Linked DNA regions of Homo sapiens: all the other regions are linked to region 2. Evidence: chromatin contacts called from ENCODE Hi-C or POLR2A ChIA-PET data. All regions are on one chromosome and are shown on one strand. Each heading gives the region's core, a stretch centred on a gene start or an enhancer-like site at or near the end of the contact. The rest is flanking DNA. Distances are from core to core; before and after follow the strand shown.

Evidence for each region. Hi-C counts contacts between places; a loop is a spot of excess contacts on that map. ChIA-PET counts read pairs that join two places held with the same protein, here RNA polymerase II (POLR2A). Pooled maps may share reads with other maps.
Region 1: a map of GM12878 shows a loop between it and region 2 (2.3-fold over the local background). The contact joins two enhancer-like sites. A Hi-C loop is called at or near these places in 3 of 168 maps with a recorded cell type or tissue (Caco-2, GM12878 and IMR-90) and 5 of 50 pooled maps. POLR2A ChIA-PET finds 5 or more read pairs at or near these places in 2 of 52 experiments (A673 and WTC11).
Region 3: a loop to region 2 is called in a map with no recorded cell type, with 2.2 times the contacts of the local background. The contact joins two enhancer-like sites. A Hi-C loop is called at or near these places in 1 of 168 maps with a recorded cell type or tissue (Caco-2), 2 of 37 single-sample maps with no recorded cell type and 4 of 50 pooled maps.

What each region holds. Positions count from the first base shown.
Region 1 is chr2:137,946,198-137,949,529 of GRCh38, forward strand. No RefSeq gene overlaps it. Among named protein-coding and RNA genes, the nearest start is that of HNMT, 17 kb to the right of the region's middle. Within about 2 kb of position 1,719, at least 2 of the 41 ENCODE cell types and tissues checked have a DNase peak (open chromatin) inside an H3K27ac peak, as active enhancers do.
Region 2 is chr2:138,266,275-138,269,624 of GRCh38, forward strand. No RefSeq gene overlaps it. Among named protein-coding and RNA genes, the nearest start is that of LINC01832, 170 kb to the left of the region's middle. RefSeq lists an enhancer at 324-1,523. Within about 2 kb of position 1,322, at least 3 of the 41 ENCODE cell types and tissues checked have a DNase peak (open chromatin) inside an H3K27ac peak, as active enhancers do.
Region 3 is chr2:138,707,508-138,710,559 of GRCh38, forward strand. The region is part of intron 1 of NXPH2 (neurexophilin 2); the gene reads right to left. Among named protein-coding and RNA genes, the nearest start is that of NXPH2, 71 kb to the right of the region's middle. Within about 2 kb of position 1,666, at least 2 of the 41 ENCODE cell types and tissues checked have a DNase peak (open chromatin) inside an H3K27ac peak, as active enhancers do.

The DNA.
Region 1 (3,332 bases), core at 469-2,968, 320 kb before region 2:
CTTTTACCTTGTATCCAGAACATGGACAGGTGGTTGGGAGCTAGATCCCTGGTAAAGATGGAGGCATTCTCTCTAGAGAAATGGAAGAGCCCCAGAAACTATGTCTACATGTTGTAAATGAATGGATCCTCAATAAAAGAGCCAAGCCCTTTGTTATCCTTCATGATGAAACTCACTTGTTAGGTTTCTGAGCTCTAATACCACCTATGTTTTCTGAGCCCTAAGAAACTGATTAAAAGCTCAGGGTTCATAAATGTTACAAGTATGCAAACTCTAACAGAAACTCTGCATTTATCTCCTACCCCTCATAAAATCATATGTTCTCAATGTCTGTCACAGGGTTATTCAATTTCTCCCCAGAATTGTCATCCTGGAGGGTGAGACAGAGGCACTGTTTGTTCTAGTAGCCATCAACCAAAATAATATCTGGAATACAGATTTAAAAGACACAGTGTTTGATGCCAAAAAGGCTTAAGTGCAGTAATACTGATACACATTTAAGCAGATGTTGTACATGCTATGATTCAAATGTTTGTGTCACTCCAAAATTCACATGTTGAAACCTTAGCCCCAAGGTGATAATATTAGGAGGTGGTGGCCCTTAGGAGATGATTAGATCACATGGGAGGAACCTCATGAATGAGATTACTGTTCTTGTAAAAGAGACCTTCCTTGCCCCTTCCACCATGCAAAGACATATTTAAAAGCCTCCGTCTATGAAAAAGCAAACCATCACCAGACACGGAACCTGCCAATATCTGGATCTTGGACTCCCCAGCCTTTAGAACTATAAGAAATAAATTTCTATTGTTTATAAGATACCTAGTTTATAGTATTTTATTACAGGGGCCCAAACAGACTAAGAGAGTACATGTTGTTTAGACAGGAGTATAATGAGGATTTAGTAAGAATACAGTAAGGTGAAAACAAAATGCAATCAATTGTGGAACAGAGGGAAGAAATGTTGCCTCTGCTTGGAGAGAGTGTTGGAAGGCTTTATAGCAGGGGTAACCTTTGAACTAGGGGTTTCTGAAATAAATGTGTACAGGGTAGAATTTCCAAGCAGCAGAACGCATGCAGAAAAGCATCAAGAAGTCATAAAATAGGTTGTTCTTGGCAAATGATACAAAGTTATAGGTGTGGGAATGTTGGTCGTGAGAGGAAGTTTCGTTCTCAGAATCAAAATCAGTAGCAGCTAGGTACTCATCTCACAATGTTGCTTCAGAAAAATACAACTGTAAACTTATTCCTTGAAATATTGCAGGCTGCTCATTTTTCCTGGGTTTCTCACTGTGACTGTCCACCTATCACTTCCTCTTTCCTTAGCTATTGTGCTTGCCATGTCTTCTATTACTCAGTAACTCAGGAGAGAGATATGGGCTTACATTACCAAGGTCTAACAGGATGGGAGACATGAGGCTTGTTGAAAAAAAAAAAAAAGGAGTAATTCAACATACATGATGGGATTTGAAGATTTTAATTCATGTCAGAATTCTTTCTGGATTCCAGATTTGGCTGCAAATTTCATAAGAAATCGTTGAAGTATAGGTATTTGTAGTTAAACGATCTCAACGAACAAGACATACTATGGTCTTTAACCCCTGTGCTCCAGGAACTTAGATCCCTGGTGTTCCAGGCCAGTGTTCTTTTTATCCTGTTTTATCCCTGCTTAGGTATGCAAAATCAAGAATAAACAGGGTTTCTTCCTTCAGTGGAAACAGGGTCACAAGCCACCAGGTGGCAGTGGTCGTTAAAAGTGGATACAAGTTACAGGACAAGAATATTCTGTACTCCTTCCTCTTTTCATCCTGGCCATATTGGAAAAGTTTTTCATGTTCTAAAATTTCATGAACATCTCCAGCTGGATCCTACTTTTCTATGGGCAATGCCATTCTTTCAGTTTCTCAAGTTCATGTATTATTTACCTTTCTAATCACTTATTTTTTAATCCAATTAATCTGCTTCTTACTAACACATTGTTTTTATCACATGAATTTTCTCAAATACTTGCAATGGCTTCTTAGCAACTACTTTGTTCTTGTAAAGTTGCTGTGAAGTTGTTAACAATTGCTTTGTAGTCAAGTAGTTTTCAAGCTCTTCAGGCTCATAACCAAAACTCATACTGCCTAGACCAATCCACCTTTACATAAACATAGAATCACATAGTGTTGTACATTGAAAGTAACTAGTAAAATTTGTAGAAATTATAAATTTACAAATTTGTAGTAAAATAATCACTACACAAAAAATAATAAAATATGTAAATATTATTCAAATCTATCAAAATATGTATTTAAAATACCAATCATTGAAATGGCATATAATTGATATTTGTATATAATTATAAATATACAAATTTATAGAAATGAAAATATAAGGGTTTTAGCCCTTATATTTTTTAACACCAATAAGTCATTTAAAGCTATCAACTGAAAAGTGAAATAACAGGCACTAAAACTTAGAGAAATTATGGTTAGGTTTATTTTGAGCCAAGTTTGGGGTCTTAAGCCTGGAAACACAGACTCAGTGCAGACTGAGAATGAGTCTCCAAAGTAGGTTCCATGAGGCACAGTATATAATTTCCTAATAGAAGGATGCATGTGGTACAGAAGGTGGGAGAAGCAGGGCCATGAAGCAGCAGTTACATTCCTATGATTCTGACTGGTGCTCAGTGACACTATCCATAGGTGATATATATGCATAAAGTGTACATGCAGTTGAGCGGGTAGGGACTAAGGTTAGGCATCTGAGGATCTGGTACAGGGTGAGTGATTCCATCTTGTCTTTGTTCTACCTCTGATACACGTTTATAACCTGTACCTGTCGGTGAAATACTTAACAAACTGCAGTTACGCAGGTAAGAGGTCAAATTTAGTTTATAGGCCTAGGTTTTATTACCCATGTGCCTGACTGCAACCATCGTGGCCACTGTTAAAATTTTCTTTTGATTTTTTTTTTTATGACAAAGCCTATAGGCCCTTGAGGTTTAAAGATTACACATTATAAAATTTCAGCCAGGTACAGTAGCTCATGCCTGTAATCCCAGAGCTGTGGGAGGCTGAGGTGGAAGTATGGTGGGAGGCGACGAGTTCAAGACTAGCCTGGGCAACATTGAGAGACCCCATGTCTAAGAAAATAAAATAAAATAAAATAAAATGTCAGTGTCATATCAGAATTTAACCACAGAGCTGTGGTATAAAACAATGCATCCTCCTGTGACAAGAGCTAGCTGTTTTTACATAGAATAGACTAGCTTAATTCATTCACATCCAGGAAACAAGCTCACCAACTGATTTAAGATTTTATGCTGACTGTAATAGCTATAATAGTTT
Region 2 (3,350 bases), core at 72-2,571:
TACTTAAAACCAACTCAATTCTTAAGATGGTATGGACTATGCAAGATATTAAACTTCAGGTTGCAATTCCATGAGAAGCCTGGTATACTTCTGGTTGACCCTCACTCAGAGTATGTAGTTCTTTAAAATCCCAGCTCATTTTGCATAAAGTTGTCTCTTAAACCTCTTACTTCTGCCAGTCCTGGGCTTTGAATTTTTTCCCACTTGCCTTCCAAAATGATCAAACCCAATTTACAGGAGACACAAATGCAGGTCAAAAGTAGCTTTGGTGTTTCTTAAATTCTCTTCAATGTTTTAAAATAATATATTATTCAGGTTTTTTTGGTAAAGTTTTTGAGGGAGAAATTATTAAAATAATCTAGCCAAACATTGCTTCCAGAAGCTAAACCTAAAATTTTCCACTTTTCCAGTGCAACATGAAAGTTCAAACAAAACTTCCTCCTTATCAAAATATAATTAAAATATAAAAATCTGATGGAAAAATAAAAATTTTAAAGCAAGATTCTCCTTAAATTTTGTTTCTACAGAATGACAGTATCTTCATAGTGAAAGAAAAAAAAGAAAAGAGTGGTTTGTGGTCAAGTAAATTTGGCAAATGTTGCAATAAACTTTTTTTTCAGATTTCTCTGAACTTGATATAATATTTTTGCCTGTGTAAAGGAGAAGGGCATATTTTGCTGTGCTTTTTGAACTTATTTTACCATGAAATTTCTTCTTTACATGGAGCATCTCCAAGGACATGTGTTCCACAGCATATACTTAAAGTCGCTTGAAATTAATAGCTGTATTTTTCTCTTGTCCTAAGCTGGAGGTGCCTGCTCTTCCCTGCTGGGTTCTGCTCTATCCAGAATGGTGGCTAGAGTGCCATATTCAACAAGAGGGTGAGAAGCACAGAAAAGCTAGCAGGAGGGCTGTTCTGCATGTGCATAGGAGGTACAGGCGCAGGTTCACACCCAGGTGAAGAACTTTCCCAGGTCCTTGTGCTTCTCTGTACTCCCAGGCTTCTGGGACCTTGTGAGTCTTGTCAAAATCTGTGAGATTTTGCTCACCTCACACAGGCCCTGCACACTGTCCTCTGTGAGGGCCCGCGGTCTCACACCTACACTCAGGGTCAAGTAAAGACACTGTCTAGGAGCCCCGCTCCCAGTGAGCCCACCTAGAGAGCCCACTTTCACAGCACCAAACTTTTCACTGTTGGGTAGTTATGTGAGTTTCTTCTGAGATTCTCTACATTGCTGTTTTGGAAACTGCTTAATTATAAGTAATTCAGTCCCTAAATTTCATTTGATAGAGAACATATTTCACTGTTGAATCACAAATTGCATATGAATAAGTCATAGTCTGTTTCCTGCCTGCCCCATGATTTCATTATACATAAGTTTTATCACTGGGACCATTTCCAAAACATAAACCAAAGAGCTTTCATTATTAGTAGGACTGAGCATCATTTTGTGTTTTCTGGTCTTCTTTTTACTCATTGTAATTCTAAAGGCCATGTTAATCAATTTCTGAAACTCACTTAACCTGGTTCTAATTGATTAATGCATTTCCTCTCCATGTATTAGGCATTTTCTTTACTCTTGCTTTTCTTCTCAGAAAAATAAATGTGTATGTATGTGTGTGTGTCTATATACCTTGTAATCATTAATATGACTTGGAAAATGTTAAATTAACTAAAGTGAATGTGTAAAATAAGTTGGGTGAAAATATAACTTCATTGCAATATTGAGATTTTCTCTAGGGATGAGCAGGTCCCTCTGCTCAAGTCTCTAATTCCCCTTTTCACAGTTTAGTGATTCCATGCCTCTCCCACACATGGCTTAATTGGTGCAGTCTTTTGAACTTCTTGGAGTGATGTTATATTTAGTTGCCAATATTATTTCTGCTTTCTGTTCCCATGGTTTCTCAGTCAGGCAATCAGATCATCTGAAAATGCTACTTGGCCTTTGTTTCTGTATTTCCCAATTTTGTCTAAAGGTTTTGCTTATTTTTTCTGATCAGTCATAAATATTAGTGGGGACGGTGGCTTCTTTGTCTTTTTCCTAATGGCACTGAGACAGGAGTATGCCAGCACAGGCTGAGGTTCTTCTCTCTTTGAGATCTATCTGATAAATAATGTTACAGAATTATGCAAATGCTACCAGTTTTTGTGAGTCTTGAATCAACATAAAATACTGAATTTTAGAAAATACCTTTTTTTTGCATCTTTTCAGATGAGCATGTATTTTTCCTCCTCTGACATTGTAAATATTAAATCTTTATATTTTTTGAAAATACCACACTCTAGTCATGGCCAAGAAAACCAGCCCGGTTTTACGCTCCTTCTTTAGGAGACCTGATCAACAGAACCAAGTAGCATTTTAAGACCCACTTAGTTCCTAAATTAAAATTTGTAGAATTTAGAAATGATAGGTCCTACTTCCCAGGGGTATTTCTTCATTGAGTATAAGCTTTCAGTATGTAATGGATACGTTGTCTTAGTGCAAGAAAGTGTTTTTCTATTTGTATTTTGCTGGTTTATTTTTTAAATCATGATTAAATGTTGGATTATGTCAAATGCTTTTCTGTGTTTATCAAGATGAGCATTATTTTTGTCTTTTTCTATTAATATGATATTTTACAATGATTTATTCTTAGATGTTAAACCATCACTGCATTTGCAAAATAATTTCACAAGGTTGAGGTATGTGATTCATTTTATATATTACTTTATTCAGTTTTCTAGTGTTTTTAGAGAATGTCTGTGTCTGCACTCATCAGGAGATAACTGGTCTGTCGTCTTAATTTCTTAAGATACTTTTGTCTGGATTTTGTATCATGCTAATACTGGCCTCATGGAATAAACTGGGAAGTATTCTCTCTTGATAATGAAGGATTGAATTGTTAGTGAAGGACTGGTATTAATTCTTCATTAAATACTTAGTCAAATTCACAAGTTTTAAAAAATTAATTAGTACAAATTTTGGAGGACATGGCTGTAAATGTTTATGATAATTTATTTTCCTAATTTTATGCGCATCTAATTTTGTCACCTTTTAGCTGTTAAATGCCATCTGCTCTTTTTATATGATCATTGATTGTTATCTTTCTATAAATTACAAAATACTATTTGTTAAAAGATTAAAAGGCTGATAATAACACTATTCATGTATTATTGACTCTAAACTGATTTTTTTCTCTTTTCAGATTGAACTTTAAAGACCCTAAGAAGTCTTGATTAGATCGGATTTTAAGGTAAATGTTGCATACAACATCTCTTAATGGTCTTCTAAGAAGTCCCTATGGATTCTAGCAGGACTCCTATTTTGATATTCTGTTCTCTCCAAGGTAGTAGTAACATACAGATATGA
Region 3 (3,052 bases), core at 416-2,915, 440 kb after region 2:
ACCCCAAAGAGCATTTGCTTGACATCTGTGTGTACTGCCTCCAAATGCTTTATGCTATCACTTTCCTCTCACTAAATACCACAGTCTATTAATACAGTCTAGGGTTGCATAAGCATTCTGGGAAGCTTATGCACATTTGGAAAGCTTTTGCCATATTGATGACTCACAACTTTAGTTTATTTTCAACTAAAACTTTTCCATACTTGCTAACCATATATCCTTTATCCTCTGGTGGTGGTGTTCTTTTTGTATCCAAGTGCCAGGTCTTAAAATTATCCCTTGTAACTTTCTTCTCTGTGGATTTGGCCCATCATTCTAGCCTGAGATCCTTTTGAATCCTGTCAGCCAATAGGTCCCTCTCTCTCTAAGCCTCATGTCATTAGCTAATTTAATAAGTAAGACTTGTGTCTGCCCTTTTAAAATCTGACCTTGTCAGAAGACTCCCTGGACAGTCAAGCTGATTACTACAGATACTCCCTCCATTTCTCTCTTACTGAAATAATTTGTGATGGCAGTCACAAATCTGACTGTCCCAAGATGCCAGGGCTGTCTCCTCTTATAGAGCCTCATGTGTGGCACTGTGCTTGTCTTGTCCATAACTGCACTTACCCTACTACACAGGGCATTTAATAAATGTGTTTAAATCACAGAATTTCATTGTTTTTCTGGCATGGGACAACAGGAAAGCCGATCTGGAAAAACAACAATAACAACAAGACAGCTGCTACTTTCCTCAGCCGTCACACACGCTGCCCACTTCACAACTATCTCCCCGGCCATGAACTTGAACTTGAGAGAAGAATGAGTATCAATGAATTAAGATGTTTTAGAAAGTATCTGAACATACAATTGAGCTGGCACTATTTTGTACATCAGGATTTTAATATTGCAAAGGACTGTATTGATTGCCTAAATCTAAAAATAATTTCATTAATGGAAGAAGATGTAATGTGATTTAATATGCAAATTAATGCTGCATTCACTGAAAACTATTAAACCAGCTCATTTAGCAATTTGAGTGAACATTGCTAATACATTTCCAGAGTTTTCTTTTTCCTCTACAATCATACTGAAAACTCCTGAAAGACAACAAATGTCTTTTAGTTCTGAATACTCTATATAGCAGTCTAGAAATAGGCCAAGCTAATGTGAGGTATAGTGCTTATTATTCTTTGAATGTTGTTCTAAATTAAGGAGACAAGTTGCAGAAAAGTTAACTACTGTGAACTGGAAAACCTCCAATTAAGTAGTTGGATTCCAACCTCTCCTTGACTCACAGGCTGGAGGACATTTATCAAAGCATAGGGACATCGGGACTGAAAACAAGGGCTGATTTAGACAACAAAAGCTCTGATTCACTCTCTCCATGTTGACAAAATATACTCTATACCCACAAACTTAAGCTGTGTCCATGCACACACAAACCAGTCTGAAACAAAAACAAGTGAGCATTTAAATTTAGACCAATTATGACAGCAAAAGCTGTGTTCTTTGGCATTCTACCAAACAAAAAGCTTCAGAAACCAGCACTTCAAATACTCCCCTGGTCCACACATGTATTCTAGCAGCAGGGACTGGCAATGGAGCTAATTCCAATCAACGAGGAAGCTATTTAGGTCCCACAAGGCTGACTCTGAGAGTCGCTGGGGGATGCTGGGGTGCTGGCTCCACTCGAGACGGTACAACAGCCCCTTCTATCCTCTCAGGGAAACAGGGGCAGCTGCCCAGGGGAGGCTCACACTGCACTTTCTCTCCCATCCTAAATCCTACAGCAGCCTTCACAGTTTCTCTTTTTATAATTTTATTTTATTTTGGTGAAATAGAGATAACAAAATTTGTCATCTTAACCATTATTAACAGACTTTATTTTTTAGAGCAGTTTTGAGTTCACAGCAAAATTAGCAGCCAAGTACAGAGATTTCCCATATACCCCTGCCCCCCTCCCTACCCACAGCTGCCCCATTACCACCTTTCCCCCCACCAGTGTGGTGCATTTGTTACAATCAATCCTACATTGACACATAACTACCACCTCAAGTCCATGTTTATGTTAGGGTTCACTCTTGCTGAATCCTATGGGTTTTGACAAATGTATAATGACATGTACCCACCATTATAGGAGCATACTAAATAGTTTCACTGCCCTAAAAATCCTCTGTGCTTTGCCTATTCATCCCGTCCTCTCCCCAACCCCTAATTCTTTTACTGTCTCCCTAGTTTTACCTTGCCCAGAATATCATCTAATTGGAATCAGTAAGTACTATTTTCAGATCAGTGTCTTAGTATTTCACTTAGTATTGTACATTTAAAGTTTCTCCATGTCTTTTCATGGTTTAATCATTTCTTTCACCTGTGGAATAACATTCCATTGCCTGGATTTACCACAATTTATTTATCCATTCACCTACTGAAGGATATTTTGGTTGCTTCCTAATTTTAACCTCTTTTATGTGTACAATTCAGTGGCATTACTTGTATTCACAATATTGTGCAACCATCACAACTGTCTATTTCTCAAACTATTCCATCACTTCAAAAAGGAACTCTGTTAAACATCAAGCAATAACTCCCATTCCTCCCAGCCCCTGGTGACTTACTTCCTGTCTCTATGAATTTACTTATTATTTAATATTTCATGTTAGTGGAGTCATACAATATTTGTCCTTTTGTGTCTCACTTGTATCACTTAGCATAATGTTTTCAGGTTTGTCCATGCCGTAAATATATCAGAACTCCATTCCTTTTTACGGCTAAATAACATTTAATTGTATGTATGTACCACGTTTTGTTTATTCATCACCTCTTGATGAATACTTGGGTTGTTCCCACCTTTGGCAATTGTGAATAATGCTGTAATGAAGATTGGTATAAAAGTATTTGCTTGAGTCCCTGTTTTCAATTATTTTGGGTATATATCCAGGAGAGGAATTGCTGAGTTATATGGTAATTCTATGTTTAGCTCTTAGAGAAACCGCCAAACTTTTTTTCAGCAACTCCACTATTTTACATTCCCACCAACAACACACAAGGGTTCCAGTTTGCAGCTTCTCTT